Regions from separate parts of the Mus musculus genome. Here region 2 is linked to region 1. The links are chromatin loops, found by intact Hi-C in ENCODE. Cell type or tissue: heart. All regions are shown on one strand. Region 1 overlaps Btbd11 (BTB (POZ) domain containing 11). Region 2 overlaps Cry1 (cryptochrome 1 (photolyase-like)).

Region 1 (2,500 bases):
CAGGCAAATGCCTGCTCAGAAGTCCACAGCCAAGTATGAGGGCTCAGTCAAGTGAACAGGAAAGCAGTAGGTTCTGCACTCGGGAGCTAGAGTGGCACAGAAGATCCGAAGACGGGTTCTCCACACATGCTTCTCTGGTTCAAATCCAAGCTATCACTTATAGATGGGGTAGCCTCAGAAAGATTCCTCATTCCTGTTTTTTGGACAGTCCCCCCATAGGAATTATGCCTTCTATTGTGTGGGACCCGAATGTAACAACTCAGATAAAACATTCAGCAGAGAACCTAACCTATTTTTTTAAAAAATGCCTAAATATTTGCATAATGAAATGATTCTTAGCTGAGGATTCTACTGGCACACTGAGGGACCACACCTAAGCTCAGTAAAGACAGGATTTAGAACCGCCAGAAATTGGGGGGGGGGGGGCGGGGGGGGCGGGCGCGGAGTGAGACACCAGTTGTTTGGTTGGGTTTTTTGAGACAGGGTTTCTCTATGTAGTCCTAGCTGTCCTGGAACTCACGTTATAGACCAGGCTGATCTCGAACTCAGAGACCTATCAGCCTCTGCCTCCCGAGTTCCAGGAGTAAAGAGTGCTCCACCCGTGCAGGCTGAGGCAGTTCTTTTAAATGGAAACCTAGAAAAGGCAAAAACCTAGGAAAAGCCCGCGAGGATCTCAGGTGCTCGGTGGGGGTTGCTAAGACGTTTGATCTCAGGGACCAGATCCTGGGGGGAAAAGCGGCTGCACCCACGTGACCATCTCTCCCTCCCCACCCCTCAGGGCGGACGACTGCTTTTGTGCTTCTCGGAAGCTGGACGCCGTGGCCATCGAAGCCAAGTTCAAGCAGGACTTGGGCTTCCGGATGCTGAATTGTGGACGGACCGACCTGGTGAAGCAGGCAGTGTCTTTGCTGGGGCCGGATGGAATCAACACCATGAGCGAACAGGTACCAATCTGCTTGGACCTCATCTCCTCCCGTGCTTAGCCTGGGCGCGAGCAGCTGACGGGACACAGGCTCCCTCTGCTGATCGATTAAAAAAATTAATGCCCCTCCCCTGCCTCTCTCTCTCTCTCTCTCTCTCTCTCTCTCTCTCTCTCTCTCTCTCTCTCTCTCTCTCTTAGTGTTTGGGGGTTTTTGGTTTGGTTTGGTTTTAATTTTCTAAAAATACACTTGCCCATCTTTATGGAAATCTCACATGATTGTCGCAGCTGAAATTTAAAAAGGAATGAAAACCAGACCTGTTCCAGAAAGGAGATGGAGCCCCTAGGTTGGCCATCGTTTGTATTTAGGACTCTGCAACCTTCAAGTCTCTTTACTGGCATGTTAAAGGCTTTTCTCTGCCAGTCTGCTGTTGGCTCCAGACAGATCTAGGCCATGCGCACTGTGCTCTTAGGGTGGGTGTGTTTAAAGACACCAAAGTCAGTCTGGGGACCCTAGAGCACATTCAGATAGGGCAGCACCAACCAGATTCTGAACATGGTGCCATGAGAGGCAACCACAAGTCACAGAGGGGACTTTGGGGATGTGGTGGTGTCATAGACCGTGCAAATGGACAGCCATTCTCAGTGTGAATCCTGAGTGCTGTTACAAGGGACAGATGGGGCTGTTTCTTCCACAGGCAGCTCTTGCAAAGAGCTCCCACGAAGGGAATAGAAGGGACTGTATAATGACAGCTAATCACTTTCTTGGACAACGTCAGGGATCCTCAGTACACAATCATGTGTATCTTGTATGTTTAAAACCAGGGACTTATTTATCTGTTTTATTTTTTCAGTATTTTACATTCCAGATACCTTACAATGTCAATGAATATTCTTTTTTAAGTCGCTTTTAGTGTCTCTATAAAGTGATTACTATTTGTTTATTAACCATCCTTCCCCCATCATATATTTAAAGTGTTTGTGACTAGTGCTGAGCTAAGCACACTTACACAAATCTTTGTTCCAATCTCTATTTCCTTGGGGAAATGTTTCTTTAAAACAGAAGTGTCTCAAATGTACCAGCCTTTCCTGAATTCTCAGTCTTCAGTACTGCCCCTCCCCCTAGGAGTCTGACTAGTCTTTGCACACCTCTAGTTATATATGTATTCCCTGCTAGTCCACTTTCCTTTTGCCTGCTTTTTATCAGCATTTTTTACTGTTTTCTTGTTTTCTTAGAGGAATTCTTCCTGTATCAGGGCACGAAGTCCTTTAGTGGAACCAAGGTATCTCAGTTTGTCGTTGACGTTGGAATTTTGCCCGTAAAGTTTTCAGTTCCACAGCGATGTGCAGTGCTAGAGCCCCTCTCATGTATGCTATACTTCATCCCCTTTCTGCCTAGAGACAGGGGCAGAAACCAACTTGGCATTGCTTACAATTTTAATTCTTTCTGACTATCTCTAGTAAAAAATTGTTATACTGGTGTATAGTGTGAGACAAGGCTGTAGCATGAATATCTTCCCAAATAACTGCCTTCACAGCCCTTTGGATGGAGAGCCCCACCCCTTCCTCCTGTTGGTTGTG
Region 2 (2,500 bases), 470 kb before region 1:
CAAAATATAAAAAGCGTCCGTAGTAAAGCTAAACTGAAGGAAATATTACTAGATTTAGGACAAATCAGCTTGCTGACGGTTCACATCTGAACTCAACGTTACCTGTCCTGCCAATCATAAGCAGCACTTCCTTGCCTAGGGCTACCACTCTGGGTACAAACGTTACTCAGAGGAGAATGGAGTGTATGTGGAGCAGAAAAGGAACTGTCTGAGCCACACCCACCAGTTCTTTCTCCTAAACTCATTAAAGTCTCCATCACTCACTTCTTTCCTGGGAATGAATTAATGAACATCTTTCTACAAGAAAAACTGCAAAGCCAGAGAGAAGAACATCCCCTGAATATTAAATGTGTTTACGCACCACAGACTTACAGGAAGGTCCTTCTCTGCCATGTCTTTTTGTAACTAGCTTAATCATTCCTTTTCTATCTTTGAGGTGAAAAGTTCTTTGATTCCTTTCTTTCTATAATTTTGAAAACTATTAATTTTTCCCCAGAATACTGCTGGAGGTGACTTATACATATTTGGTATTCTCTTGCTATTGATTTTTAATTTAATTCTGTTGAAGTCAGAAAGTACAATTTGTGAGACTTCAACTGTCTGATACCTATTTTATTAGTGAGTGTGGTCCATTTTGGTAAATGTTTTTTGTGCGTCTGTCTACTGTGTAATTTCTGGATGTCTTGTTCTACAAATACCAGGTACAACAAACTGATTAAACACATAGTGAATAAACCTAGCAGAGTTCTGATTTTTTGTGTTGCTGAAATAAATGTTCCAGAATAAATGGAAGCTCTCTCTTTCTGTGTATTCATGTACCTATATTGCATTCATTAATAAATATATTGATTAGTATGTGTGTGTGAGAGCGTGCATGCCTCAACATCCAATGGAGGTCAAAGGACATCTTGCTGGAGTCACTTTTCCCCTGGACCATGTGGTCCAGAGATCAAACTCAAGTTGTCAGACCTGGTGACAAGGGCTTTCCCTGATAAACCATCCAGCAACTCTGTGTAAGATGGCTTGAAACAATAAGATGCTATTCTATCCAGAAGAAAAATTTTAAAATGTGCTTAAATTACTTACTTTTATTTTATATGTATGAGTATTTTCCCTGCGTGTATGAAGTATTTCACAATGCATGCAGTGTTCTCAGAGGCCACAAGAGGGCACTGGATCGCCTGAAACTGGAGTTCCAGATGATTCTGAGCTGTTACTTGGGTTCTAAAAACCAAATTCAAGTCTTCTGGAAGAGCAGTAAGTGTTCTTAATAACTGGGCCCTCTCTCCAGTCTCAGAGCAGAAAATTCAACAATGTAAAAAAGACAGCTGGCCTGAGAAAATGTTTGTCTAAAAACAAAATAGAAATCCTGGTATTTATTATAATAACCAAAATCTTAGAAGATATTTCCTTCTCCACTTTTTATAAGCTGTGGATGAGGTACTACCATTATTTCCAGGCTGCTTTCCTGTTAAAATTCTCCCACACACCTAGGTTAAATGAGAATTCTACTGTAGTGAGCACTTTCTACTAGCTAGGTATTAAATGTTTCTATCATACTAACCAGGAAGGGAGGGAGGGAGGGAGGAAGGGAGGGAGGGAGGGAGGGAGGGAGGGAGGGAGGAAGGAAGGAAGGAAGGAAGGAAGGAAGGAAGGAAGGAAGGAAAAGAAGGTTAAGTAATACTTATTTGTTTCTAGCTGGAGGCCTTCTCATTCAGGAAAAGGAGTGTCTCTTTTTCATTAGAAATACTGCTATTTTTGCTGGGCATGGTGGTACAAGCCTTTAATCCCAGCACTGGGGAGGCAAAGGCAAGATGAATCTCTGAGTTTGAGGTCAGCCTGGTCTACAGAGAAACCTTGTCTCAAAAACCTGGGGGGTTGGGGAGGAGGCAATTTTACAAAAATATGATAAATCAAATAGCTGTAACATATGCAGATATGTAGTTAGGGAGCATATATGAAGTAAGTAGGAAGGAAAGAATATAAAAGGTTAGTTAGGAAAATCAGCTTCTTTTTTTTTTTTTTTTTTGTTTTTGTTTTTGTTTTTGTTTTTTGAGACAGGGTTTCTCTGTATAGCTCTGGCTGTCCTGGAACTCAATTTGTAGACCAGGCTGGCCTTGAACTCAGAAATCTGCCTGCCCCTGCCTCCCAAGTGCTGGGATTAAAGGCGTGCGCCACCACGCCTGAAAATCAGCTTCTATATGCTCAGAGATACTGAGATGAGCTAACTGTATATCTTGGGCAATTCATTTAATTTCTCTTAGACCAAATTTTCCCTTTGAGAAGTTTTCACTGGACTAAAACTAGGAGATCAGGAAGACTGTTCAAATTAAACCAAAACAAACCAGAACTCCCAAGTACTATAATTTTGCACTATCAATAAAGTTCCAGTGTTACAATCCCTTGATCCCAGATGTCCTTGTCTTAGTGCCTTTTCCTGTTATGATAAAAAACACAAGCAAGTTAAGACAGAAGGGTTTATTGTGACTCACAGTCCCTT

What was found. Peaks named below come from ENCODE experiments on the same cell type or tissue, not always from the same donor. Only the 100,000 strongest peaks of a DNase experiment are listed, where the experiment ranks them.
Region 2: a loop joins it to region 1, with 6 times the contacts of the local background. A loop is called at or near these places in 2 of 42 quality-filtered maps.

What each region holds. Positions count from the first base shown.
Region 1 is chr10:85,624,125-85,626,624 of GRCm38, forward strand. It overlaps Btbd11 (BTB (POZ) domain containing 11), which reads left to right. Exons shown (of 17, transcript NM_028709.2): 5 at 779-944. Among named protein-coding and RNA genes, the nearest start is that of Gm40731, 35 kb to the left of the region's middle. In heart, a CTCF peak has its summit at 1,002 (motif pointing left); a DNase peak (open chromatin) is centred at 867; H3K4me3 peaks cover 655 bases; H3K27me3 peaks cover 867 bases.
Region 2 is chr10:85,153,224-85,155,723 of GRCm38, forward strand. All of the region lies in intron 2 of Cry1 (cryptochrome 1 (photolyase-like)), which reads right to left. Among named protein-coding and RNA genes, the nearest start is that of Mterf2, 26 kb to the left of the region's middle. In heart, a CTCF peak has its summit at 1,158 (motif pointing right); no DNase peak of the experiment used is centred here.